7 separate regions of the Homo sapiens genome follow, and all the other regions are linked to region 6. The links are chromatin loops, found by intact Hi-C in ENCODE. Cell type or tissue: PC-9. All regions are shown on one strand. Region 1 holds the start of LOC124902366 (a long non-coding RNA gene). Region 2 has its middle 11 kb from the start of AKR1C2. Region 3 has its middle 10 kb from the start of AKR1E2. Region 4 overlaps AKR1C3 (aldo-keto reductase family 1 member C3). Region 5 has its middle 19 kb from the start of UCN3. Region 6 has its middle 13 kb from the start of LINC02561. Region 7 overlaps NET1 (neuroepithelial cell transforming 1).

The links. Peaks named below come from ENCODE experiments on the same cell type or tissue, not always from the same donor. Only the 100,000 strongest peaks of a DNase experiment are listed, where the experiment ranks them.
Region 1: a loop joins it to region 6, with 6 times the contacts of the local background. A loop is called at or near these places in 3 of 110 quality-filtered maps.
Region 2: it touches region 6 in a loop (8-fold over the local background); 25 of 110 quality-filtered maps call a loop at or near these places.
Region 3: it touches region 6 in a loop (34-fold over the local background); 14 of 110 quality-filtered maps call a loop at or near these places.
Region 4: a loop joins it to region 6, with 15 times the contacts of the local background. A loop is called at or near these places in 37 of 110 quality-filtered maps.
Region 5: it touches region 6 in a loop (5-fold over the local background); 16 of 110 quality-filtered maps call a loop at or near these places.
Region 7: a loop joins it to region 6, with 7 times the contacts of the local background. A loop is called at or near these places in 9 of 110 quality-filtered maps.

Annotation. Positions count from the first base shown.
Region 1 is chr10:5,069,446-5,073,445 of GRCh38, forward strand. All of the region lies in intron 3 of LOC107984198 (a long non-coding RNA gene), which reads left to right. It overlaps LOC124902366 (a long non-coding RNA gene), which reads right to left and starts at 3,524. Exons shown (of 2, transcript XR_007062039.1): 1 at 1-3,524. It also overlaps a transcript of AKR1C3 not described here. In PC-9, no CTCF peak of the experiment used is centred here; DNase peaks (open chromatin) are centred at 2,076 and 2,416; H3K4me3 peaks cover 2,152 bases; H3K27ac peaks cover 4,000 bases.
Region 2 is chr10:5,012,978-5,016,977 of GRCh38, forward strand. It overlaps a transcript of AKR1C2 not described here. Among named protein-coding and RNA genes, the nearest start is that of AKR1C2, 11 kb to the left of the region's middle. In PC-9, CTCF peaks have their summits at 2,272 and 2,482; DNase peaks (open chromatin) are centred at 624 and 1,454; H3K4me3 peaks cover 3,895 bases; H3K27ac peaks cover 4,000 bases.
Region 3 is chr10:4,814,030-4,818,029 of GRCh38, forward strand. No RefSeq gene overlaps it. Among named protein-coding and RNA genes, the nearest start is that of AKR1E2, 10 kb to the right of the region's middle. RefSeq lists enhancers at 1,402-2,049, 1,486-1,535. In PC-9, CTCF peaks have their summits at 1,717 (motif pointing right) and 1,923 (motif pointing right); DNase peaks (open chromatin) are centred at 996 and 1,397; H3K4me3 peaks cover 540 bases; H3K27ac peaks cover 1,028 bases.
Region 4 is chr10:5,096,931-5,100,930 of GRCh38, forward strand. It overlaps AKR1C3 (aldo-keto reductase family 1 member C3), which reads left to right. Exons shown (of 9, transcript NM_003739.6): 3 at 504-620; 4 at 1,872-1,949; 5 at 2,397-2,519. Among named protein-coding and RNA genes, the nearest start is that of AKR1C3, 4.5 kb to the left of the region's middle. In PC-9, no CTCF peak of the experiment used is centred here; no DNase peak of the experiment used is centred here; H3K4me3 peaks cover 2,793 bases; H3K27ac peaks cover 1,950 bases.
Region 5 is chr10:5,382,005-5,386,004 of GRCh38, forward strand. No RefSeq gene overlaps it. Among named protein-coding and RNA genes, the nearest start is that of UCN3, 19 kb to the left of the region's middle. RefSeq lists an enhancer at 3,065-3,683. In PC-9, CTCF peaks have their summits at 2,202 (motif pointing left) and 2,407; a DNase peak (open chromatin) is centred at 2,197.
Region 6 is chr10:5,281,754-5,285,753 of GRCh38, forward strand. It overlaps the pseudogene AKR1C7P. Among named protein-coding and RNA genes, the nearest start is that of LINC02561, 13 kb to the left of the region's middle. RefSeq lists an enhancer at 2,713-3,007. In PC-9, a CTCF peak has its summit at 1,955 (motif pointing left); DNase peaks (open chromatin) are centred at 1,618, 1,908 and 2,878; H3K4me3 peaks cover 1,315 bases; H3K27ac peaks cover 3,618 bases.
Region 7 is chr10:5,431,755-5,435,754 of GRCh38, forward strand. All of the region lies in intron 3 of NET1 (neuroepithelial cell transforming 1), which reads left to right. Among named protein-coding and RNA genes, the nearest start is that of NET1, 21 kb to the left of the region's middle. In PC-9, CTCF peaks have their summits at 2,450 (motif pointing left) and 2,668; no DNase peak of the experiment used is centred here; H3K27ac peaks cover 1,664 bases.

The DNA.
Region 1 (4,000 bases), 210 kb before region 6:
TAACTTCTGAATTATACAAAGTTATTCTTTTTCTCACTACTAACATAATCTTTTCCAGCACATTTTGCCTACTGAATTATGTGTTAACTAGAATTCTTATCCTTATAACCTAAAACTTAAGCGAAACCCTAAAAAGCAAGAATTCCTGGCCAGGCATGGTGGCTTATGCCTGTAATTCCAGCACTTTGAGAGGCCAAGACAGGTGGATCACTTGAGGTCAGGTGTTCAAGATGAGCCTGGCCAACATGGTGAAACCCCCGTCTACTAAAAATACAAAAATTAGCCCAGCATGGTGGCAGGCACCTGTAGTTCCAACTGCTTGGGAGGCTGAGGCATGAGTATTGCTTAAACCCAGGAGGCAGAGGTTGTGGTGAGCTGAGATCACACCATTGCACTCCAGCCTGGGCAATAAGAGTGAAACTCTGTCTCAAAAAAAAAAAGGAAAAGAGCCCTTCCGCCTTCTGCGCAGGGCAAATAGTCCCATTCATTCCTAGGCCTTCAGGCAATACCTGGGAGTGACTCCAGCCAATTGCCTTCAATTTTCAAGGAGCTGCTAGAAAGCAGTTGTTGAGAGGCTGAAAATGAAAGAAAGGAAAAAAAGAGAAGACCCAGGTCCCTTAAGCAAACTGGTTGGTGACGGTTAGGTGCCTTCACATGGACACCCTTAGTTTTCACTGGCCATAGCCAGAATTCTGCAGTTTTCTCTGTGTTTAGGCACTGCCCACCAAGGAGAGATTCCCCTGTATGAAACAGAAAGGAAAGGAGAGAAATAAATCCTAATCTTTGGGCCTAGCTTCTGCTGGAATTTCTCCTGGCTGGCTCAGCAAAATATGTTACCAGTGGAGGGTGTCCAGGTTCTCAGCATCTTGAACAAAGAATTCAACAAAATGCACAAAAAAGCAAAGAAATAATGAAGCAACAAAAGTAGATATTTATGGAAAATAAAAGTACACTCCACATTGTGGAAGTGGGCCTGAGCGTAGTGGCTCAAGGGCCTCGTTACAGAATTTGTGGGGGTTTAAATACTCTCTAGGGATTTTCACTGGTTGCCTGGTGTACACACTATGTAAATGAAAAGGGTGAAGTGAGGTTACAAAGTCATTTACCTGGAATATACCTTATGGAGAGGACATTTCCTGTCATAGCTGAAGTGTGAATTGGCCTTGTGTTCCCTGTCTCCAGACCCTATTTTTCTGTCTCAATTGGATCTTGAGTGTGGAACCATAATAAATGGGATTAGTGTCCTTGTTAAAGAGATTCAAGAGAGAGTGCTTGTCCCTTTTGTGACATGAGGATAGAAAGAGGACAGCTATCTATGAGTCAGGAAGCAGGGCCTCACTAGACACTAAATTTGTCTGCACTTGATCTTGAGCTTCTAGCCTCCAGATCTGTGAGCAATCCATGCCTGATATTTATAACTAACCAGTCTGCAGTCTTTTGTTATAGCAGCTGTCATGAACTAAGACAGCCTGTTAGAAGGAGGCTTAGACTTAACCAGTGTTTTGGGGGTATTTTAGGAGCCCTGATAGGTGATCTTCATGTCTGCTTTGCTTCTATGGGGTGGTATTGATGGGCTGAAGTGGATTGTCCCAGCTACTCTGGAAACATTTCTTTTTGTTGCCTCACAATGGATTTCCACTTATTTACAGAGAATTATATGGCTGTATCTTACTGTGCTTTATGTTGCTATAACAAAATAACTGTAACTGGCTGGTTCTTACACAATAGAGGTATATTTGGCTAATGGCTCCAGAGGCTGGAAATTCCAAGGCCATAGTGATCTCATTGGATGAGAGCCTTCCTGCTGTGGTGCTCCATGGTGCAAAGCAGGAGAGTAAGAGATCAGGAGCAAGAGAATAAATAAGCAAGGGAGATCAGTGGCAGAGACTCTCCCTGCTCTCATGGGCTCTGTCTATTCCCTCTCTACATAATGAGAGTAAAATCCAAAGAGCATGAGGACCAAATCAAATATGACAAAGACTCCTTAGAGGCGTGTCAGTACTGGTAACACCTGTTTTTCACAACTCACGGTGACTAAGGCACAGACCACCCCACACAGTGGCACGGATTCTCTTCTTGAACAGACTTTCCCCAGGCTCCTCTGAGTCTCTTTTGAAATAGGCCTCGCCTTGGTCTGTAAGGATCTGAACACACCCAAACATAATTTCTAACAGTTCAAGGCTACATCAATAGATAACCAAGCCCTGTTAAAGAGCCAGCCTGAGAAAACTCACGGCTTCCAAAAGAATTCAGTATTTGTTCCAGCAATGTCTGAAGAAATGCCTGTCTCCCAGTCTCACAGAGGGCAGGAGTCCAACTTCCCTTAGTTCCAGTTAGCAAACCCAGAGGGACTAATCACATGGCCCAAGCAGCCCCTTCCTACTTTTTGTAATTTTCCGCTTGGCTGATTCCACTCAGTCTCTGCTCAGCCTTTCCCTTCTCCCTCATTTTCCCTTTAAAATGCTGAGTCATCTTGCATAGATCATAGTTCAGTTCAGTTCACGCTGGACCTCTTCTCTACTGCGATGTTATGTTACTGATAAAACCTGTCCTCACCATGTTAATCAGTACCCAGCTTTCTTTGTCTTTGACTTTAGCAATAGCAGAATTTGTTTTTTTTCTGGCTCTTATGATTTAATAGCTACAGACAGGTGGGAATGAAGACCAGCCTATGTGACACTTATCTCTGGGTTCTAGTACTATTGAGCAGCAATTTAAGTATTAGGGATTTACAAATGTGTTTAATTTATGGCCAAACCCTGGCATAAGTCAAAATAAATGCTTATATTTGATCACTAAAATACGAGGTAATGATCCACCTCAGGGAGGAGAGTATGTGACTGCAATTAGAATCTTTAAAGCCTTCTGTTTAGAAAGCATGCTTGCTTGAACTTCAAGTTTCTAGGCAAATGTAAGGGTCATTTGTAAAAGCTGAGTTTTTCCTGTTGCCAATAAGGATAGAGACCTTTTCTTCTATGCTCATGTCTTAGACTATTTTCTTAAGAAAAAAATTGTATTTGTAAACTCTTCCTTAGTCCCTTTATTATGCATGTCAGTTTTTTGAAAAGCTGACTAAGCCTCTAGCCAGAATTGCAACCTGCCAGTGTTGTGTTAAGGGTAAGAGAGACAACTCTTTGGAAATGAAAATATCAAGAAAGATAACTTCCTATCTCCATGGGCCCCTTACTCCAAGCTACAACTGCCTGCTTGTCATAAAGAAATGTTATTTTTCCTTGGGATAAAGGTGACTGTCTAGCACAGAAGGATACCCCAATTACCAGGTGAATTTAGGATGGAGAATGTTATAAAAAGAATGTTTGAAAGAATGTTATAAAAAATGGTGGTGTTAGGCCTTATTACATGAAGACCAGTTATCATTTATCTCAAGAAGATGCATGTAAGGATTATATTTCTTGGCTATATAAAGGGGTGAGATTTCTTTCTGTCTTTGTAATCTCTTTAGCATGTTACCTGTGATGCACATTGCAGCCTGGTTTAATGCTTTTTAAATTTTATTTGTTTATTTATTTATTTTCGAGACAGAGTCTTGCTCTTTCTCCCAGGTTAGAGTGTAGTGGCACAATCTTGGCTCACTGCAACCTCCGCCTCCTGAGTTCAAGTGATTCACATGCCTTAGCCTCTCAAGATGCTGGGATTACAGGCAGGCACCACCCCACCCAGCTAATTTTTGTATTCTTAGTAGAGATGTGATTTCACCATGTTGGCCAGGCTGGTCTCGAACCCTTGTCCTCATGATCCGCCTGCCTCAGCCTCCCAAATTGCTGGGATTACAGGTGTGAGCCACTGCACCCAGCCCTAATGCTTTTTTAATAAGAAAATTATTTTCTTTATTTTCTACTTTATAGAGAGTTTTGTAGAATGGCAGGAGATTTCATTTTTAACATTATTCTCCAATATAAAGGAGAACAGACTTGACAGTTGTCCCAAATTAGGTAAAAGATTGAGATTGGAGATCCCCATAGGCCCATAATTTCTACCT
Region 2 (4,000 bases), 270 kb before region 6:
TGTATCTAATTCTTCTCTTCCTACACTTGAATGAACCTCTATTCAGGCTGTTGCCTCTACCAATTTATCAAAATTGGGACAAGGGAGAAGATTTTGAAAAATAACTAATGAGTACTAGGCTTCATACCTGGGTAACAAAATAATTTGTAGAACAAACCACCATGGCATGAGTTTACCTATATAACAAACCTGCATGTGCACCCCCGAACTTAAAATAAAAGTTAAAAATATTGAAAATAAAAAAGTTTTGGAGACCTAAATTACATTATTTAATTCTAATTCTGAAAAATTACCTTATCTAATATTTATGAAACGATTCTGATTCTATTTCTGAACAATTACATTATTTAATATTTATGGAAAAGTTAAAAGAAATACACATAACCGTGTCATGGCTAGCCTTTGACATTTTCTTAAAAAATTAAAGCACAACATACTGAACAATTACATTATTCTAATGTAAGGAAGTATGTGAAGAGCACAAAGTCAGAAATGGCCCCAGTGGCCCTAAGGGCTCATCTGGTTGTAGGTGGGCTTGTACTTGAGTCCTGGCTTGTCTGAGGATCAGTTCCAGCAGTTAGTGATTGAAACTGGACACCCTGATGGACCTGGTTAAACCTGCATCTCTGCATTTCTCCAGGGCCTAGGAAAGAAGGAAATGGGTGTAGATCTTCGATGTATCCTGGCTTTGTTATTTGTCATTAAACCTTTTCTTTAGTGTGGTAAAATATGTATAACATACAATTCATCATTTAACCATTTTAAAACATATAGTTTATTAGCATTAAGTCCATCAACCTTATTGAGCAAGCATCACCAGTATACATATATTACAATTTTAATCATCCCAACCTAAAACTCTGCTCATTAAACAACAACTTCCCATTTCCCTTTATTTCATCCTCTGGCAACCACCATTCTACTTCCTGTCTTTGCATTTAATTATTCTAGGCACCTCACATAGTTGGACTTATACAGTATTTGTCCTTTTGTGTCTGGTTTATTTGGCTTAGTAAAATGTCCTCAAGGTTCAACCATATTATTGCACGTATCTGAATTTCCTTCCTTTTTAAAACTAAATAATGTCCCTTTGTAGACACTAAACTCTGTTTATCCTTTCATTTGCTGATGCTCACTTGCATTTTCACCTTTTGATTATTGTGAATAGAATTATTATGAATAAGGTTATCATGAATACTAACATTGCTTCAAAAACATGTTTTAGTTTCTGCTTTTAATTTATTTAGGTATTGTGAGCCCCAAATACCTGAGACATGCCCCAGTCAATTTAGAAATTTATTTTTCCAAAGCAAAACCTCTCTCCTATTGTCCAGGCTGTCCTCTGCTATGGTTACTGGGCTCGTTTTTAGCACAAAGGTCTCACTGTTGTGTTATCCTTTCCAAGTGAGCCTTCAGGCCTTTTCCTTTTATATATTTTTGCAAGAAAGTTAATGAGGCATCTCATCCGAAATGCATGCTATCATGTGTATATTTTGGCATTGGTTGAACAAGGTGTGTTGGCATCCAAACCACGCCTTCATCATTTAGTTTTCAACCTTTCTTATCTTGAATACATCCTCTGTCCTTGGTAGCCTTTTTATCCTCAAGAGGATACTGGGATTTGAAAGCTGTCAGATCTATTTGGGGAATTAAAGGTGCCTGGACCTCAGCACTGCTATTGGTTGGGTGCCTGGCTGTGCAGTCAGTGAAAGCGTTCCCTCTAGCTAGATTGGAATTCCTGTGCTGATGGCATGGACAATGTCTAACAGCTGTTTCCCTTGGGGTTGCCAATACCTCCAATAGCTCCAACATGGCTTTGCATATTTAATTTTAGTATTATCTGCCCCTTTCCTTGCAAATAGCTCTGTGTGCATGGGCTATCATGAAAGAATATTTGGAATCAGTTTAGATATTGGTTCTCTTACCTTTGGACAGATGCAAGGCTCTCATAAGGGCAATTTACTCAGCCTTTTGCACAGAAGTCCCTGTTGGGAGAGTTCTTGCAGCTATTACCTCCAAGAGAGTCACTATAGCCTAGACAGCATTCCTCCTTCTGTTGGTGACTAGGCTGCTTCTGTCCACAAAGAGCATCCAGTCTCCACCCTGGAGGGCTGTGTCCTTCAGATCTGGTCGCCTGGAAGACTCTTGATCTATAACCACTAGGCAGTTGTGTACTAGTTCCTTTGGTTGCCCAGTAGGTGTCAACAAAGTGGCAGGGTCTAAGGCTCCAGTGCCCTGTAGTTTCATTAGACATTACCTATGGTGCACATTGCAGTGTGGTTTAATGCCTTTTGAATGAGAAAATTATTTTCTTTCTTTTCTACATTTTTATAGAGGAGTTTTGTAGATAGGCAGGAGATATCATTTCTAACATTATTCTCCAGTATAAAGGAAAACATACTTGACAGTTATGTCCCAAATTAGGTAAAAGAAGACTGACATTGGATGTCCCCAGGGGCTTATAATTTCTACCTGTAGTAGCATAAATTCCCTCTGTGTTCTGTAGACACAGAACTACCCTCCCTAACACAGACTCCTCATTGGTACAGCCCAATTACATCCACTTTCCTAAGCATATGGACCCCCTATCTCTGTCAATCCCACCCCCAGTGATTCACTGAGGGAGCAATTCCAGCCCTGGGTCCCCAGACAATGTAAGGTGTTGCAAACCCCACCTTCCCATAGACGGCCAAGAGCAGAGCATGGACATATTTGATTAGTACCGAGGAAATGTGAGAATAGTGAAACTTTGCTCTGACTGTATTCTTGTGTATTAGTCCATTCTCACACTGCTATAAAGAACTAAAGAACTACCTGAGACTGGGTAATTTACAAAGAAAAGAGGTTTAATTGACTCACAGTTCCACAGGCTGTACAGAAAGTATGGCTGTGGAGGCCTCAGGAAACTTACAATCACGGAGGAAGGCAAAGGGGAAGCAAGCATATATTCACATTGCTGGCAGGAGAGAGAGAGAGAGAGAAAGAAGGTGGAGGTGCTACACACTTTCAAACAACTAGATCTCAGGAGAACCATATGATGAGAACAGCAAGAGAGAAGTCAGCCTCCATGATTCAATCACCTCCCACCAGGCCCCTTCCCCAACAGTGGGAACTAGAATTTCACATGTAATTTGGGTGGGGACACAGAGCCAAACCATATCACTCCGCCCCAGCCCCTTCCAAATCTCACATTCTTTTCACATTTCCAAAGATAATTATGCCTTCCTAACAGTCCCCCAAAGTCTTAACTTATTTCAGCATTAGCTCAAAAGTCCAATTCTAAAGTCTCATCTGAGACAAGGCAAGTCCCTTCCAACTATGAGTCATAAAATCAAAAATAGGTTAGTTACTTTCTAGATACAATGGAAATGGGGTATTGAGTAAATGCTTCTGTTCCAAAATGGAGAAATTGGCCCAAACAAAGGGGCTACAGGCCCCATAAAAGTCCAAAACCCAGAAAGGCAGTCAATAAATTTCAAAGCTCCGAAATAATCTCTATTGACTCCATGTCTCATATCAAGGCCACACTAATGCAAGAGGTGGGCTCCCAGGGTCTTGGGCAGCTCTACCTCTGTGGCTATACAGGGTAAAGGCCCCATGGCTGCTTTCACTGGCTGGCATTGAGTGTCTGCAGCTTTTCCAGGCACACAGTATGAGCTTTCAGTGGATATACCATTCTGGGTTCTGGAGGATGGTGGCCCTCTTCTCATAGCTCCACTAGGCAGTGCCCCAGTGGAAATTTTGTGTGGGAGCTCAAACCCCACATTCCCCCTCCACACTGCCCTAGAAGAAGTTCTCCATGAGTGTTCCACCCTTGCAGCAGGCTTCTGCCTGGACGTCCATGCATTTTTATACATTCTCTGAAATCTAGGCAGAGGCCCCCAAGCCTCATCTCTTAGTCTCTGAGCAGGCACAGGCTTAAAACTACATGGAAGTCACCACACATTGGGGCTAGCATCCTCTAAAACAATAGCTCAGGATGTATCTGAGGCCCTTTTAG
Region 3 (4,000 bases), 470 kb before region 6:
TTTAGATATTCTAAAAAGTCATCTCCCCTAAAATCATGAAGCCTGGTTTATAAACTTTATAGAAGAAACTAGGTCTTTGAGGCTAACACATATTAGTGTATTAAAAAATACGGTAAACCAGCCGGGCACAGTGGCTCACGCCTGAAATCCCAGCACTTTGGGAGGCCAAGGCAGGTGGATCACTTGAGGTCAGGAGTTTGAGACAAGGCTGACCAACATGGTGAAACCCCGTCTCTACTAAAAATACAAAAATTAGCCAGGCTTGGTGGCATGCTCCTGTAATCCCAGCTACTCGGGAGGCTGAGGCACGAGAAAGGCTTAAACCGGGAGGCAGAGGTTGCAGTGAGCAGAGCTCCCATCACTACACTCCAGGTTGGTCAACAGAGCAGGACTCTGTCTCAGGAAAAAAAAAAAAAAAAAAGGTAAACAAACATTGCCTTAAACAAAAATTGTATCTTATAAGATTTTACAAGTTGCACATTATCAACACATTCTAGTTAAATGCTTAAAAATTACTTCACAATTAACCCTATGGATTTTTAAAAGAAGGAAAGCTTAGACACAAACTCAGGAGCCAGATTGTTTTCCAACCCTTGGGCCTGCCACTTACTAAGTGTACCAGCCTCCCTCGGAGTCACTCTATTCCTCGTGGAATCTGAATAGTAAGTGTACACTTGACAGAACATACGGAGTGGTAATGTGAAACAAAAATATAGAATATTTAAAGGACTTACCTAACAGTAAGAAAAAAAATAAGTTCACTTAAAAGTGTTTTTATTTTCTTATTTGCAAAACACCCCTTATTGTGGTAAGGTCTAACAATATACTATACATGTAAAAGTTTTACAGAAAATTACTGTAGCTTTCGATAATTTAATATATAACTGAAATACTTGAGATGGCATAATTCGATTTTATGTCAGTAATATCGAGTGAGACTAATCAAGATAGCAAGATTATGTTGCAAAATTAAAATGAGGAAATTGAGAGGATTTCTCAGGCTTCTGTGAGTCACTGCCTGGGCTGTATTAATAGTTTCATTGTGCTAGGTGCAGTGGCTCATGCCTGTAATCCCAGCACTTTGGGAGGCCAAGGCGGGCGAATCACCTGAGGTCAGGAGTTCAAGACCAGCCTGGCCAACGTGGTGAAACCCCGTTTCTACTAAAAATACAAAAATTAGCTGGGCATGGTGGCAGGCGCCTGTAATCCCAGCTACTCGGGAGGCTGAGGCAGAAGAATCGCTTGAACCCGGGAGGCGGAGGTTGCAGTGAGCCGAGATTGCACCATTGCACTCCAGCCTGGGTGACTATAACGAAACTTCGTCTCAAAAACAAAACAAAACAAAGCGAAAAAACAAAAAAAGTTTCATTGTTTCACCTCCACACAGCTCTGTCTGCATTTTGAGCAATGGCCACCAGAGGGCAGGAAGAACCAATCTATAAAGCACACAAGGGTTTCACCAACTTTGAAGTCCTCCGTTAGAAGGCAAGTTGTCCACTAATATGTAGGAACGATTAATGGCCACCAGAGGGCAGGAAGAACCAATCTATAAAGCGCACAAGGGTTTCACCAACTTTGAAGTCCTCCGTTAGAAGGCAAGTTGTCCACTAATATGTAGGAACGATTAATGGCCACCAGAGGGCAGGAAGAACCAATCTATAAAGCGCACAAGGGTTTCACCAACTTTGAAGTCCTCCGTTAGAAGGCAAGTTGTCCACTAATATGTAGGAACGATTAATGGCCACCAGAGGGCAGGAAGAACCAATCTATAAAGCGCACAAGGGTTTCACCAACTTTGAAGTCCTCCGTTAGAAGGCAAGTTGTCCACTAATATGTAGGAACGATTAATGGCCACCAGAGGGCAGGAAGAACCAATCTATAAAGCGCACAAGGGTTTCACCAACTTTGAAGTCCTCCGTTAGAAGGCAAGTTGTCCACTAATATGTAGGAACGATTAATGGCCACCAGAGGGCAGGAAGAACCAATCTATAAAGCGCACAAGGGTTTCACCAACTTTGAAGTCCTAACTTAGAAGGCAAGTTGTCCACTAACATGTAGGAACTATTTTTAATTATACCATTATTTTCCCTCAATTTTATTTATAAATTAATGAATTCACAAAATATTTCCAAAGCTCAAGTGAAGTACATCCTAATCAACTTGATTTACAATTTGTGATTTTTCTCTGAATCAATCTATAAATAATCAATAAGAAGATAATTATTTAGAAAATGAGGCTCCGAAAAATATGTTGGCTTTACATTTTTTGCCTGTGCAAGTAAATATAAAAATGTCTTTTCTCACATTTCTTCCATTTATAAACCGTTTTTAAAAATCATAAATTAAGACATGTGTGTTTTAAAAGTCTCACAACATGCAGCATTTTAAAAATTGTCTTATGCTTTACTGCTCCCTCCCGTAGGTAATCACTGTTACATTTCTCATTTACTGCAAAATTCTCTGTGCATATGGAGCACATAGATGGATAGATAGATGGGGTGTGTGTGTGTATATGAATGTGTATGTGTCTTTGGGGTGAGTGTGTCTATGTGGGTGTATGTATGTGTGTCTATTTGTGTTTATTTGTGTCTCTGTGTATGTGTATGCATATTACATATGTGTATGCACGTGTGTGTATACAGTATATGTGTGTGTGTCTGTGTACTTGTGTCTGTGTATTTGTGTGTCTGTGAGTACATCTTTGTGTGTATGTCTATGTGCCCATGTCTGTGTATTTGTATGTATGTATGTGTGTATTTACATATGTGTATGTTTGTATATGTATGCATATGTGTATATGTGTGTGTATGTATATACAGTATATTAAGTGTTTGAATGTATGTATCATATTTATCAAATTCCACGTTGTATTAATTGTTCTCACACTGCTATAAATGACTACCTGACACTGGGTCATTTATGAAGAAAAGAGGTTTAATTGACTCACAGTTCTGCATGGGTGGGGAGGCCTCAGGAAACTTACAACCTTGGCAGAAGGCAAAGGGGAAGCCAGCACATCTTAACATGGCCGATCAGGAGAGAGAGAGAGGGAAGCGGGTACTGTCACACACTTTTAAACCATCAGATCTCATGAGAACTCACTATCACGAGAACAGCAAGGGGGAATCTGCCCCCATGATGCAATCACCTTCCACCTGGTCCCTCCCCCAACACTGGGAATTACAAGTCAACATGAGATTTGGGTGGGGACATAAAGCCAAACCATATCACACGTCTTGCTTTTTCACTGAATGTGGGACCTTGGACACTTTCCCTATCAGCATGTGTGGCTGCACCACATGGATTTCAGTAGTGGCAGAATATTCCCTTCTATAGATTCCACAATTCATCCAATCAGTCTTTATTCTTCCAATTTAAGGCAAAACAAATTCCAATGTAAAAGCTTAAGGCCAGGCGCAGTGGCTTACACCTGTAATCCCAACACTTCGGGAGGCCAAGGTGGGCGGATCACGAGGTCAGGAGATCGAGACCATCCTGGCTAACATGGTGAAACTCCATCTCTACTAAAAATACAAAAAATTAGCTGGGCGTGGTGGCAGGCGCCTGTAGTCCCGGCTACTGGGGAGGCTGAGGCAGGAGAAAGGCGTGAACCCGGCAAGCAGAGCTTGCAGTGAGCCAAGATTGTGCCACTGCACTCCAGCCTGGGCGACAGAGCAAGAGTCCGTCTCAAACAAAACAAAACAAAACAAAAAAACAACTTAAATTAATATTAAAAATAGTTGTTGTTTCCTTCCAGTGGACTTAATTCCAACCAGGCTGGTGAAGAAGCCAGTTGGATAGCCAGTCCCTGCTGAAGGTGGATGGCCCCTGCTCTTGTCTCCCGGTTATCAGGCTCTCGCTGCTTTTGGGCCAGAGGAACAGGGCGTCCTCCTTGAGGCTGCGAGTCGTCCCTCTGAGTGCCTCTCACCAAGGGATGAAGCAGCAGCCATTTGGCCAGAGAGCAGTCACTCACCCATCCTTGGGTCCAGGAGAGGCATTG
Region 4 (4,000 bases), 180 kb before region 6:
TATCAGTGAGATAGAAAGCAATATAAGAAAGCTCTGGGAGTATTAAATAATAGACACTTAAATTGTCCTAAATTGTGTCCAGCATAGTGAGCATGTTCAAAACTTGTTTTACCCCCCTTTTATGTTGCTTTAGTTTCTAAGCAACATAAATAGCTATTCTTAAGCATTGGGTTGAATGGATAGAAGAATTAGACTGTTAAAATGAGTTGTAAACTCTACTGAAGATAATTCAGGTAACATCATAGTTATTACTTAATACTAATCTTTACATTTTAAGAATTTACTCCTATCATTCAGTAGATGTACAAACTATACATCCAACGTATAATAAAGTTTATAAGGATAGGTCAGAGCCAAAGGAATCATGAGAAGGAAGAGAATATGTTTGCCAGTGGTCATAAATTTTGAAGCAGTAGGAAAATATCTAAATACTAGATGGCACAAAGTAATAAGATTTGCTCAAGCATTCATTCAAAATCACCTCCATTCTTTAACCTCTGCAGCTTTGGTCCACTTTTCATCGACCAGAGTTGGTCCGACCAGCCTTGGAAAACTCACTGAAGAAAGCTCAATTGGACTATGTTGACCTCTATCTTATTCATTCTCCAATGTCTCTAAAGGTATGCAGTTTGTATGAGCATAAAATTGCGCTTCTGCTGTCATTATAAACATTGTTTATCTGGATAGTTGAACAGAGCTTTTTATTAGGAGGATGTAGGGATTATCACACAGAAGAAGAACCGTAAGTGGAACACCTAATTTCCTTTCTTTCGAGTAAATTTTGAATCCTACTTCTCTAATGCACACCTACAAGAGAAGAGAGTACAGCAACCTCAAAGCCTCTTCCTCAAAAACTTGAAATTACAATAGTCTCTTTCAAGGCACTGTCTTAGTTGTGGCTTTTGAGTCCATCTCTTGGGATGTTCCCAGACACAGAGTTTCATGCAGTTGTGGTGCCCAATAAAACTGCTGCACATGTGATGCACAATGAGTTTCCACCATCTCTCCCCATTTCAAGCTGAAGCAGATTTGGTGGAAGCCACTATGCATGGTTCTTAAATTAGAAACCCTTAATGTGGACTTGCAAAGCTTTATTATTCTGCTGCCTCTTCTTTCACAATAGAGTTTGAAGCTGTATTTAGCCAGGAATTACTGTGTAGTGTATAACTTTTGATTTAAAGTTACAGAAAACTACTCAGGCTAGTTAATGCAAAAGAGTTTACTGAGTTATGTAAAATGGGAAGTCAAAGACATGGCTACATTTAAGGATATGAAATAGTCTACAAAAATGTATCATTTGTCTATTCTTATCTCTAAACTCCAACACTTTTTTTTATTATTGTTGACCCAAACTTTTTCATTGGTGGCGATTATGGCTTTGGAGCAGCTCAAGGCTCATGGTCATCACCATAAGACAACTCCTCTGGGTCTCCCAACTTCTGCTGACCCTATGTGATTCACAGTCCTGCCCAAAGACTATCAACTCTTCAGGTGGTCTGATAATCCTACCGTGTACAAGAGTACAATCCATTATTTTTGGATATCAAGGTATTTCCAAATCAAAGAGAGGTACTTCAATAGAGGAAATTATAAGGGCGGAATAAAGTGACATAAGTCAACTGTGAAACTTGATTAAGACCTAGAAAATGGTCCTTTTCCATGCATATAATATTTGTAAGAGATTAGAGGAAGCCTGTCTCCTGAATACATTCCTTATACCTTCATATGTAAAACACTTAGCACATATCACTTTCTGGAGCATTGTACCACCTGTCTCATGGAGGATTAGTGTCCTTAAAGGTACCTGGGGTTACAGCTATGAGTGGAGAAATTAATTTGTGACATCATTAAAATGACTGCTTCTATTTCAGCCAGGTGAGGAACTTTCACCAACAGATGAAAATGGAAAAGTAATATTTGACATAGTGGATCTCTGTACCACCTGGGAGGTGAGTGCTTGGCGGAGAGGACACAGAGAAGGATGACAAAAAGAGAAAATCTGTTTCCCAGGTTCAATAGGAAAGAATGGAATATGCACCATTAGATCTAGAAATTCAGAAACTTTACAAGAGTAGCTTTGGTGAGATGAAGGGAAAAACACAAAAGGAATGTTTAGAGAGTGGGGCACAAGACTTGGGGGCAAGGAGGACAGGAATCTCTTTCCTTGCTTGTGCATTAATCTATCCAGTTTCCTAAGGAAGAGATAGAAATTCTTACTCTTGCTGCCTCTATCTTCTTCCCCTATTTGCTGTTTGAATTTTTCTTTTTTTGACAATCACTGCTAGCTATTTTCATTGTCATACTTTGAAAGTTGTTGCTCTCACAGTTCTGTCTTGCATTTACCGTGATTTGCAGCCAACTGCACAAATAATTCCTCACAACCCCTTTCTCCACAGGCCATGGAGAAGTGTAAGGATGCAGGATTGGCCAAGTCCATTGGGGTGTCAAACTTCAACCGCAGGCAGCTGGAGATGATCCTCAACAAGCCAGGACTCAAGTACAAGCCTGTCTGCAACCAGGTGAGCTCCCTTGGCCTTCTCTCCTTTCGGTTCTTCATGCCCCCTCTTCCTGTCCTATTGCCAAATATCTGTTTGTTTTGTCCCAGTTATCTTTGTGAAGTAGAAGATTATCTAGAGAGCAAAGCTTCTGTCAAGAAAGGCGTGAAGATTTCTTGTTTGTACCCTGCTTGGAAAAGTATTAGGGAAAAATTGGAATGAGTTTAATGCTGAATCGTGTGTAATATTTAGGGGAGGTCCATTTGATCAGGGAGGCCTGGAATCATCAATTAGAACTCAAGGAAAGGTGGACTTACCTCTAAGCTATGAAAGATGACCAGAAAGTGCATGGGTGAAGGTGATTTGGAGGGAATGGTGTATAGATATGAAGCTAGGAAAAGATGAAATGAGCTGTACGTGAACAGAGAGTTAGAATAAGAGAAGAGAGGTGCTAGGGGTTTACATGGAATTTGGATGTCTGAATGCCTCTTCTTGATGTTTCAACAATTCTTGACCAGGGGCATAGATATACTAAAAATTAGCTGCAGACAATGAAAGTCATCCATGTCAGAAAGAGAAAAATTAGGCCGGGTGCAGTGGCTTACGCCTGTAATCCCAGCACTTTGGGAGGCAAAGGCAGGTGGATCACCTGAGGTTGGGAGTTTGAGACCAGCCTGACCAACATGGAGAAAGCCCATCTCTACTAAAAATACAAAAAATTAGCTGAGTTTGGTGGCACACGCCTGTAATCCCAGCTACTTGGGAGGCTGAGGCAGGAGAATCGCTTGAACCCAGGAGGCAGAGATTGCGGTGAGCCGAGGTCACGCCATTGCACTCCAGCCTGGGCAACAAGAGTGAAACTCCGTCTCAAAAAAAAAGAGAAAAATTACCTGTTTATGGAGGTAACTGTTCACAGTGGATGAAATCAACACTGAGGAACTTTAGCAGAACATAGACCTGACCTATCACTGCCCATGTCTTAGTCTGCTACTTCTCTTTGGGGTCTGTCATCCAATCAGTTGTTTAAACACATCTATTCTATGCATGGTTTTTTCATAGCTTAGGGATAAGTCCTTTTTTCCCCCTGAGTTATTGTTAATGATTCCAGGCCTCCTTGATCAAATTGACTTCCCCCAAATGTCACAAAAAAATTCAAAATTAAAGTCACTCTACCTTTTTGCTAATTTACACTTTTTTATTCTTTTATACAACTTAGAGCCAATGAGTAAAGATCTACCATTGAAATGTGAAGTGTATAAAATTTGTGAATTTGGCCTAATGATACAGTTCCATCATATCCAAATAGAAACATTAAGAAAATGCAGTTTTAATATTAGTCCTTCAATTTTTTATTATGATAATTTTCAAACTTTCAGAAAATTTGATAAAAATAATACACGATTCAACATAACCATTTATATTCAAAATTGTTAACACTTTGCCACATTGCCAAATATTTATGGCAAATGTTTATGTGGGTATATCTGCATAAATACATATAATAT
Region 5 (4,000 bases), 100 kb after region 6:
GTAGGGACAACCTCTGTGTCACACTCTAAGTTCCCATCCCCTCTCACCCACTTAAGACATGGATCCAACAACCTTTCTGTCTTCCTCCCACATCTTTGATGCCACCTCCCCCTCTGCATCATTCACACTAGCAAGCAAACCCATTTTTCTTTCTCCAATGCTAGAAACAATACTTTTTAAAAAATAAAAATGGAGACAGGGTCCCACTATGTTGCTCAGGCTGGTCTCAAACTCCTGGGCTCAAGCAATCTTCACGCATCCACCTCCCAAAGTGCTGGGATGACAGGTGTGAGCCACCGCACCCAGCCAACAACTCTTGACTTATCGCCTCTTCCAGAGAGTAGCACGTTACTCTGCCTTCTTTTACAGCAACGCTCTGACAATTTCTCTATACTCTCTTCTTTCTCTCTCCATTCAACCCCCATTAATCCGGCTTGCATCCCTATCATTCCACTGAACCCTCTCTTCAAGGTCAGCCTAAATCCAGCACCCAAGCCCCAGCCCTCACTCACATGACTTAGGAGTATCCTGTAACACATGGGACCACGACCATGACCTCCTCCTGGATAGACTTTTTTCCAACTGGGCTTCCAGGACACTCCACTGCTTTCCTTCTCCCTCCGTGGCTCCCCCTTCTAAATCTTCATTGCTGGTTCTGTTACCAGAAAGGGATCCTGATTCAGACCCCAATAGAGAGTTCTTGGATCTCATGCAGAAAAGAACCCAGGGCAAGTCCAAGGGCCAAAGCAAAGGAATTGAAAGAGCAACTACTCCATAGACAGAGTAGGATGGTCCCGAAAGTAAGAGGAGGAACCTGTCCCCCCTAGGTACAATGCTAGTTTATATATAGGACAAAAGAAGATTGGGGGGATGTCCCCTGCTACAAGGGTTTGTGATAAAGGATTAATTTTCTTAATTACTATTTTTTGCAAGAATCAATATTATTATATTTAAAGCAAACTTAGGCATGCTTCTGTTCTCAAGATATCAGGACATCAGGACACTCCCAAGTCTGAGTCTGTTTAGTAAATGTTATCAATCTGTTCCCTTAACCATAAACATCTTGAGGCCAGGAATACCCAACTTTCTGGGAGTCAGCCCAGCAAGTCCCAGCCTCATTTTCCTAGCGCTCACTCAGGATGGAGTCGGTCTGGTTTGAACTCCTCTAATAGTTCCTCTTACTAGTAATGTTCTCTCCTCAAATATCTGCTGCCTCCCTTGTCACTCCCTTGAAGTCCTTGTCAAAGCTGCTTTCTTTGGAGGCTACAATGCCCACTTTTTTGAAGCTGCAATCCATTCCCTCTTAGTGTCCTCTACTTTTCCCCAAGAGCACCTGCCATCTTTTAACCTGTGGTATAATTTACTACCTTATAGTGTTTATTGTCTTTCACTACAACATAAACTCCATGAGGACTGGGGTTTCTTCTGTTTTGTTCAATGCTGTGTCCCCCATGTCTGGAACTGTGACGAGCACGTGATGGGTGCTCAATAAATAATTGTAAGTGAATCCATTAAATAAGGATGTACTGAAGCTGCTGTGATAAGGAAGCTGTGCCAACTTGGCATTTCAAATACAGCGTTTATAATATTTAAGAGTGTTTGGCCTAATACAATCGTAGTCAGCCATGTAATTCCAATTTTAGAAGTGTAAATGTTGTCAATAAATTTACACTTGTGATCTTAAGTACAAATCTTAATCACTTGTAGACAGCTTTAGAACAGTGAAGAGTACTTAATTACCATAGGTATAGTTTAATTTATTAGATTTTTAAAGAATTATTTACAGTACTTGGGAAAGTTTGTCAAAACCCTCAAAAGAAAATAGAATATATTAAATTTATAGGCAACCTAAAATATTTAAGAGCATTTATCTAAGACTGTAAAAGAGACCCAAAATTCATGTGTATTCCCTTTAAAAGTGATTATACAAATTTTCTAGGCTTATGAATAATAAGATTCACAAGCTGAATGCAAAACCTTAAGAAAGACTGTGGTTATTATCTTTAGTAGATTATTAACTTTTAAAAACAAAAGAAAATCTATAAATAGTATTTTTCTCGATGCGTCAGTACTCATGTACACACACACACACACACACACACACACACACACACACACACACACACACACACACAACCTCTAGAGCATGAAAAACTCATCTCAACAGTGGATCAGTTATTTAAGGACTTCACTAGTGCCCTCCAGTGGCTGAACAGAGAAACAACACATGTACGTTGAAGAATAAATTTTATTTTATTTTACTTTATTTCTTTGAGACAGTCTTGTTTTGTTGCTCAGGCTGTAGCACAGTGGTGCAATCACGGCTCACTGCAGCCTCAACATCCTGGGCTCGTGTGGTCCTCCCACCTCATCCTCCCAAATAGTTGGGACCAAAGTTGCATGCCACGCCTGGCTAATTTTTTTTTTTTTTTTAAGCAGAGACAGGGTCTCACTATGTTGCCCAGGCTGGTCTCGAATTCCTGGGATCAAGTGATCCTCTCTCCTTGGCCTCCCAAAATGCTGGGATTATAGGCATGAGCCACTGCACCTGGCCAATAAATGTTAAATACTTAGTAAAAGCCTAATAAAAATGTAAGGCACTACGTAGGACATACACATTAAACATTTTTTTCATCAGTGAGTACTTACTACAAATTTTCAATGCAGTGAGACATTTCATGGTGTGTCTCCACTGTCCATAAACCCTGGGGTGGAGCAGACAGGTGCTCTGGGAGCTCAGAGAGGACACAAGGAGGAAGATTCTGGAAGTTTCATGGAGCAGGTAACAATAGAACTGGGCTCTAAAGTAGGAATTACATCTGCAGGAAATTAAAATATTTTACCCCAAAATATTTAACTTTTTTTTTTTTTTTTGAAACGGAGTCTTGCTCTGTCGCCTAGGCTGGAGTGCAGTGGCATGACCTTGGCTCACTGCAACCTCCGTCTCCTGGGTTCAAGCAATTATCCTGCCTCAGCCTCCCAAGTCGCTGGGATTACAGATGCCCACTACCATGCCCGGCTAATTTTTTTGTATTTTTAGTAGAGACGGAGGGGTCTCACCATCTTGGCCAGGCTGGTCTTGAACTCCTGACCTCATGATCCACCCGCCTCGGCCTCCCAAAGTGCTGGGATTACAGGTGTGAAACACTGCATCCAGCCATTTAACATTTTTTTTTAAAATGACTGCCACTAGGCCAGCAAATGGAAGTGGCCTTGCAAAGTTGGGGCTTTTGGGGGGAAATTTTGCATCTGTAGAGGATCTCTATGAATGCAGCCATAACCCCACCCCACTTCCTTTATCTTACCCAGATCCAGGAGAGGTTGGGATTCTGACCCTTGAAAGTCTAAAAGAAGCATTTACTATCTATTCTCTCTGAGGGAGACTTCATCTACATAACAAGGCCACCTGTGCTAGCCAAGCCTCTTCCTCTCTCCCTCTCATCAACAGTCTTGCCACTCAACTTCATTGACCAACATAACCTGTTTCTGGCCCTGCTCCGAGTCTGCCCTCTTTACTGTGGCCTCAAGATAGGACATAAGTTCCTGTACCTCTTTGGAAAGTTGTGTCAGAGGTGTTCAAACCAGAGCGACTCCATCTTGAGTGAGGGCTAGAAAATGAGGCTGGGACTTGCTGGGCTGCATTCCCAGAAAGTTAGATATTCGTAGTCTCTAGATGTTTATGGTCAAGGAAACAGATAATTAATGTTTACTAAATAGAGGCAGACTTAGGAGTGTCCTGATATCCCGATATCTTGAGAACAGAAGCATTCCTAATTTTCCTTTAATGATAATAATATCAATTTTTGCAAAATATAGTAATTAGAAAATTAATCCTTTATCACAAATCCTTGTAGCAGAGCATATCTCCCATGATGATTTAATATTATATATAAACAAGTATTATACCTAGGGTAGACAGGTTCCTCCTCTTACTTTCGGGACCATCCTCCTCTGTCTATGGAGTAGCCGCTCTTTCACCACTTTACTTTCTTAATAAACT
Region 6 (4,000 bases):
TTTGCTATTAGTCTTCATAATATCCTCTCAAAGATCTCTATGAAGCCATCAGAACTTTAATTAATTCCTCATTTGTGGATATTCAAAATTCTAATCATTTGGTTTTAGAAATTATATATATATGTTAATATATATTATATTACTATATAATATAGATGGGAGTTTTTAACACGTCTTGTCTACAAATATCCCTAGAAATATAAAACTAAGACAGAGTATACATTTTTGAACTGCTTTTTGTATAATTATCAAAATGGTCTACACAAAGCTTTAAACTTAACAATGTCATAAATCATGTTTGATATTTGGCTATATTGGATGTTTCTTTTAAAATCATATGTTTTGATTACGATTTATACACCTCCTCTTTCTCACTCCTTTCCTCTGATCTGGCTTTAGTGCTTACCACTCTGGATCAGGCCCTGCATGGCTTCCCATAACCTCCATGCCACTAAATCCAGCCACTTTTATCTTTCCCTATTGGAGTGTTTGCTCACAGTAGGACCTACCTATGTCTGACTCAAGCCACTTCAATGCTCTTTCTTTGGCTCCCGACACCACAGTCTCCTGGCTGTCTCCACCTGTCTGGCAGCTCCTGTTCAATCTCCTTGCCAGTGCCTCTCTGCCTCACCCTCTCCTGTGAACTTTCCTGCCTGTTCCTTTTCATTCCATGAACTTTCCCTAGGAGAGCTAATCCTTGTCTGTGAGTTGTTACCATCTATACAGCAATAATTTCAAACACTGTGTCTCCACCTCCACCCCCTGAGCTCCAGACCAAAGCGACCACCTCCCAACTCTGCCTCCGCTTGGCTGTCTCATAGGAACTTCACACCCATCCCCAAAGAACTGAAGTCAGGCTCTTCTACTCCACTCAAACTGTTTTTCTCTAGTATTTTCTATTTCTATGAAAGTAGCTGTCATCTACACAGGTGATATAAAGCCAGAAACTTGGAAGCATGATTAAGCAGGAAGTGTGTAAAGAGCAGAAAGTCAGAGAAGGCCCCGGTGGGCTAACGGCTCACCTGGTTGCAGGTGGGCTTGTACTTGAGCCCTGGCTTGTTGAGGATGAGTTCCAGCAGTTTGTGATTGAAATTGGACACCCCGATGGACTTGGTTAAACCTGCTTCTTTGCACTTCTCCAGGGCCTGGGGAGGGAGGAAATGGGTGGTAGACCTTTACTGTAGTTTGTCCATTTCGTTTGTCACTGACTTTTTATAAACCGAAAATCTGATTTATGATATACTACGATTATAATGAATCAAACCGTTTTATCCCTTGAATAAATTAATTTTGAATGCCTTTTCTTGTTCTGCGTACATATTTGTCTCCTTAATTCTATTACATGCACACTGGGGACACCAAATAAACATAAAGCTGCTTTTCCATTTCCTCTTACCTATCCCACTCTCTTCTATGGTACCTATTTTGCTGTTAGGATGCAATAGTTAACAAACTACACCATAGTCAAGGGCAAAAGAAACTCTCAGCTTTTCCTCTAGTAAAGGGTTTGTTGCTACCTCTTTCTACAACGATAAAAATAAATGAATGGTATAGGTGTTGCAAGGGCGGGTTCACTGTCCTGCACCTTCCACCCTCCTGCTGAGTCAGGCCGCAGCTATTCCTCCTCTGTGATGTGTTTCTGTCCCGGGATAAAGCGCTGACTCCTTTTGTGCTTCTCTATGCTGACTCCTCTTTAGGGCTCATGTCCTCAACCTGATCTCAGGGGTAAAGCTGCTTCCATGTCTATGTAGAGCCATAGAAGTTAAAATTAAAAATGGACCGTAGGGGTTATCTCATTCCACTCCCTCACTTCAACGATGAGAACACGGAGGCGCAGAGAAGTTCCACGTCTGAGGTCAAACAACTGCTGGAGCAAAACCCCATCTCTTTTGACCCCTCCTTCTGTGATTCCAACCTCACCACACAGTGCCACCTGGTGTCTGCAGCAGAACATACCTCCCATGTGTCACGAAGATCCACAGTATCAAAAATAATGTTTCCACTGGCATCCTTAGGCAGCAATTCCTCCCCAGGCTGGAAAACAGAGGATAAAGAAGAAGGTTTTCTATGAGAATTCCCTTTCTGGCGCCTAAGGAGCTTAGCCACACCACTTTCAGAAGGCTGTGATTATTAATCTGAACATGCATGCGTGCATGTGTGTGGATGTATGTGCTTGTGTGTCTGCATGTGCAGACGTGTGTATGTGTGTGCATGTGTGTGTGCCTGTGTGCATATGTGTGTGTGCATGAGTGTATGTGTGTGGATATGGATATGTGTGGATGTGCATGTGCGTGTTTGGGGTGAGGGTTGGTAAGAGAAGACATGGGAAAAAAGAAAGATGAGAACAGTCTGAGAGACTGTAGCAAAACACTTTTTCTCCAGTTACCTGCAGGCTCCTTCCTCCATACACCCCCACACTTCACTAAGAATGCCGTCCCTACAGTTGAAATTTATTTCATTTCTGAAGGACAGGCTGGTGTGGAAGACAGCGCTTACCATAACTATTGATCAGTGTGTTTAGCCCCCGTTTATGCTCACCCAACTTGGATAATGAGGACATCAGATGTGCTCAGCCAATGTCCACTGTGATGAGAGGTTGGATCACTGAAGCCCAAAGGAGTCCAGTTGTGCCACATGTGCCATCCCATGTACCTCTCTCTCCTGTGGGCTGAGGGTACATACGGGAGAGACCCTCACCATAAAGAGGTGGAGATTTCACGTTGTATCTCTGTAGTCTGTAGTAACCTAATAGCTCAGAACCTACACTCAGGAACACAAGCACTAAGAAATGCAGGGCAATGCCCTCATGTTTCTAGCATAGAGGAAGTGAGATCATCGAACCTGCATCTCGCTTAAGGCTGGGGGATGAGCACAGACAGAAAATTGCAATGTCATTCGGCTGTGAAGGAGACTCGTGAATGATTTAGCAATTCTATGCAATTCACTCAAACCTACCCCTCTCGGAAAGAACCCAGGAAATCAAGCTGGAATGAGACAATGGAGGTGCTAGTAACAGTGATGAAACTGTTTGGGGCATAAGAAGGAAAAAACAAAAGCTGACCTTCATAGCCAATGGATTGTGGATAATGAAGAGATCGACATAGTCCAGTTGAAGTTTCTTCAGTGACCCTTCCAGGGCTGGGCGAACTAATTCTGGTCTAAAGAAAGTTGTCCAAAGCTGCAGTGAACAAAAGAAATAAAAAGTAGCTTATGATTTCACACACTTGGGGACCAAAATTAAACATAACAGAAATTGACACATGAGTAACAAAACACTGTGGTCTCAAACTAGAAGAACTGGGGCTACATTTGTATTATTCAGGGTAAATTACATCCTTGATGAGATGCTGAGATTTACTTGAATGACTGCAATGTAAGAAAACTGTGAATAAAACTTAGATGGAGCAGGAAAATCAACTTTAATGCATCAAGGGTTAATGGCATCGTCCTCTGAGAGCAGTCGAGAAATGTCAGGACACGGGGAATGGAATCTACTGTCCTGTATAATGAATTCCTCAAAACAATTCTGCTGAGAGATGCATTCTAAAAACAAGTTGTCGTCAGTGTAAACAGGCATAGGCTGTATCGCCAGTAACCAAGGCTTTATTTACATTGGAAGAAAGGTTTTCCACCCTAGGAAAATGTTATAACATTCAGGAAACTCAATGCTGAGTTGAAAAATAAAAAAGTATTTCCCAGTCTGGCTCCCTTTTCTGAATAACATCCCAACCTCACTTGATACGTCCTGAGAACAATTACTGAACAATCAACGGAGTGGCCCCAGAATGCCTTGGGTAATCGTATAACAGTTACTTAAGTATTATCGATCTCATCTCATATATGAATAATACCTGCCGCTCAGAGACATTGAAGAACAGTGTCCCACCTTTCACACATCTCAGAGAAAAGCCTTTTCTATGTTTTCATAACGTGCCTTCACAATATTAGGTAAGAAATACATTGTTCCTATGTTTTGATAATGTGCCTTCACAATATTAGG
Region 7 (4,000 bases), 150 kb after region 6:
GATTCAGTTTTTTTTAAATTTTGTTTTGTAGAAAAGACAGGGTCTCACTATGTTGGCCAGGAAGGCCTCAAATTCCTAGTCTCAAGCAGTGCTCCTACCTCGGCCTCCCAAAGTGCTGGGATTACAGGCATGAGCCACCACGCCTGGCCTCATTTCAGTTATTCTTACTGATGCCTCACATATCTGTCTTTGGCTGTTGGATGCTGTTTCAGGATGGTTCCTGTGTCCTTTTGACATGACCTTTATCTCACATCTAGTGGCTTAATAGCCTCCTTGTCTTCTAGGATGACAAATTATTGCAGGTCCTATTTTTTTGCTCTATGCCTGGAATCAGTCATTTCTAAAAGGAGTCTGGTTGCTTTGGGAAATGGTAGAGGCTAAAATCTGGGCATTGGGAATACTCCCTTCTACTGGATTGGTCATTGTTGATAGGACTTTTTAATGAATAGAGCTAGGAGATAAATATAATTTTAGAAAAACAAAACAAAATATGAATTTATATTGAAATTTCAGATTCAAAGATAAAGGGATTTAACTTAATCTTATCAGTCTTACTATGTAGAGTTCCTTCAACTTCACCAAAAGTCCAGAGACATTGATTTAATTATGCATTTGATTTATACTACAGTTCAAAGACAACAGCTTGCATTATTATTGATTACTGAAAACGTTTTATGTTTTCTTGCATTTTTCAGCTTTGTTTAAACCTATAGGTTATAACATAGTAGGGATGTACAGTCAAATTACTGTGTTTTTAAATTATTACACTCACTTCTGTGTGTAATTACACCAACAGCTCATTTGGTTTTTAAAAAAAATTTTATTGTTTAAGAATTACTGCTTTTTAAATTTATCTTATAATTGTGTGACAGAATTATGTAGAATTTTGAAGTCATTCTACAGAGGATTCTTGTTCATATTCCTGACTCTTCTACCCTACTCACTCTTTCAGATGAAATCTTTTTTTTTTTTAATTTTATGGTTTATCCTTCCACTTTTAAAATATATAAGCAACTATATATATATAGTATTCCACTTTCTTGGATGAACTGTATGTAGCCTACTGTCTTTCTTAATGTTTTGTTTGTATGTTTGCTCTTTGCTTTGGTATATCTTTTGATATTTAGGTAGGTTTGTGTTTTTGTTCTAATGGTTCTTTATACTGATACCTTATGTAATACCTTTTGGGCTACTATAAATGGGTTAATTCCTATGAGCATTTAGTTAACTAGCACTTCTCCCTACCCTCTTTCTCTTCTGATTTGAAATACTATTGCTTGACTTGTAGTTAATGCATTTAAGGCAGTAAGTGAGCTTATTTTACTTTTCATGTACATTCACCACTTTCCTCCCATTTTTAAAAATAGTTTGTCAGAGCTTTTAGCCATTACGAGCTATACTGTAGACCCTGATAACCATCAGGTAGTCTTAGTTCTACTGGTAAATATATATTTAATTCTCAGCACCAGTCCTCATGTTGAGTCCTTTCTAGTTTTTTTGTTTGTTTGTTTTGGTTTCTGAAGCTCATTCTCTAGTACAGGGGTCAGCAACCATGACCCACAAGCCATATGTGACTGATCTCTCTATGTTTTGTTTATAGCTGCCTTCGTAAACACTGCAGTATCTGGGCTGAGCAGTTGTGACAGGAACCATAGGACCTGTAAAGCCAAAAGTATTGACTCTCTGGCCCTTCACAGAAAAAGTTTGCTGACCCCTGCCCTGGAGTTGAGTAGATTCTCAGGCAGTGTTCATGGTATTCCCCAAGTACTTGCATGTTGCATGTTCTTTTCAGTTTGTTTGCAACCTTTATACTTGAAGGTTCATTTGGACGGATATGAAACCCATGGCTCACCTTTTCTTTCATTGAGTATATTTAATATTTTACTCCATTGTGTTCTGGCATAAACTATGTCTTTTCAAAGTCATAATAAATGTGTAGTTTCAGGTCATCTTTTGTTTTAGGAACTTTTTTTTTCTTGAATTATACCTTTTGGTATTTATTGTATTTTGTTTCCCCTCTGTACCCTTTATATTATCTTGGATCTTCATCTTTTAAAATCTTTTCTATTTATTACTTTTTCTCAAAACTTTTTATCTTTTTATTTTTAAAGCCATCCTCCTTTTTTCCCTAATGCATTAAGCATTGTACTTTTCATTCTGAAATAATTTTTTTTATTTTTAATTCTTAGTTCTATCACCTCTCATTTCAATTCCTTCTCCAGTCACCTAATTTCTGAGTCTTATGTTTCTTCAGAGCTTCTGTAATTTTCTTAATTTACTTCACGCTGTAGAGACATGATTCTACTCCAGTCTGTGTTTCCTTATAATAGTTTTAAGTGGAATTCTTAATACTTCTGTCGCTCATTTTTCAGTGCAGTAAGTTTCCTGTATGGTGAGAGGAATAGGCCAGGATAGCCTTTTCAGCTTCATAACTCTAGAGCTCCCTCTTGTGTTGTGTTCACAAGGTGATTTTTCAAAGTATGGTTTCATCCTTTCTGAGATCTTTTCTGCTCCCTTTCTCTTTTATCTGGAACTTTTCTTGTCTTTGCTTCTGTTGCCCTGTTCTTCTCAGTCTGGAGTCTACTCCTAGGAGTTTTTCTAAAAGAAGTATCAGTTTCAAGAGTTTACATGGCCCAGACTGCTCTAACACCTATTTGCATGGCATTGTTCTTGTTCTCAGCCTGAGAACAAGATCCTTCAGAGCCTTTCCCAGATGAGGCTGCTATTCTGAGACTAGTATGCCATTGAGGCTTCAGGGGAGGTTGAAGGGATTCTCCTGTTCCCAGGGCCATCAGAAAAACCCCGTGCCTTCCCTCTGCCTCATCATACACAAATGCTGATACTTTGTGGGCCTCATAACTGTCTGGTTTGTCACTCTGCTCATATTTTGAGGTTTAAGGGGAATCTTTCTCTTTGTTGTGGATTTTATTTGTGGGTTTTCTTTTTTTTTTTTTTTGGTTATGCTAGTTGCTCTGTTTTTTTTTTTCTTTAAAAGTAAAGACCTGTCAAAGAATTAACTTATTAATGAGTTAACCAACATTATAGAAAAGCTGATCAAAGGACTAGGAAACACTGACATACACTAGTCACTGAAGGAAAGAATGGTGGACTGAGATTACCAAATTATATATAAAATATTAATATCCTCATCTGCATCTCTACCTACAAAATTTATTTGCATTGCTGTGAGTTTTCTACAGAGTTAACTTTTACTTTTTCAGAGCTATAGAAAAGCCTGCTCAGTACAAATAGTGAATCAAACAAAAGGCTTGAAGTTCTGATGATCCCAGTAGCATTAAGCTGTATTTATACTTTGAAAATAATGATTGGCTAAAACAGAGATACTCAACCCTGGCTGCAGATCAGAGTCACCTGAGGGTGGCTTGTGTAGCAGGAGAAGTGTGCTACGGGACCTATTCCAGACCAATTCCATATATGAATGGAGGAATAGGGGAGGAAATGAGGATAAGTGACATTGGGACCTAGGAACATTTGATTTTTCTTTTTATTTTTTAAAGATACCAGGTGATTCTCATGTATAGCTAGAGTTAAAAACTAGAATGTGACATTCTTAAAGTTATTCCTCCCTCCCCCTGATTTTTGCTTGGACTTACATCTAAATACAACAGTTTTTATGTAATAAGCTAAACATAATCTGTTAGTACAATTATTTGATGCCTGTTGCTAGGAGCCATTCTACTTTATATGCCTCCGTGCCTGAGATAGATAGATAGATAGATAGATAGATAGATAGATAGATAGATAGATAGATAGATAGACAGACAGACAGATAGATAGATAGATAGATAAAATAGATACTCCGTAAATATTGAATTAATGAATGAAATATTAATAATACAGGTCAAATGAATGACATAAGACCTTGGACTTACATAAGCATATAACATGATCATTGTATTACGTATTTGGACTTTGGATATCTTATATGAAGAATTTAATTCTGATGTCAATTGAATTTTCATGTTATGGATCATTAGCT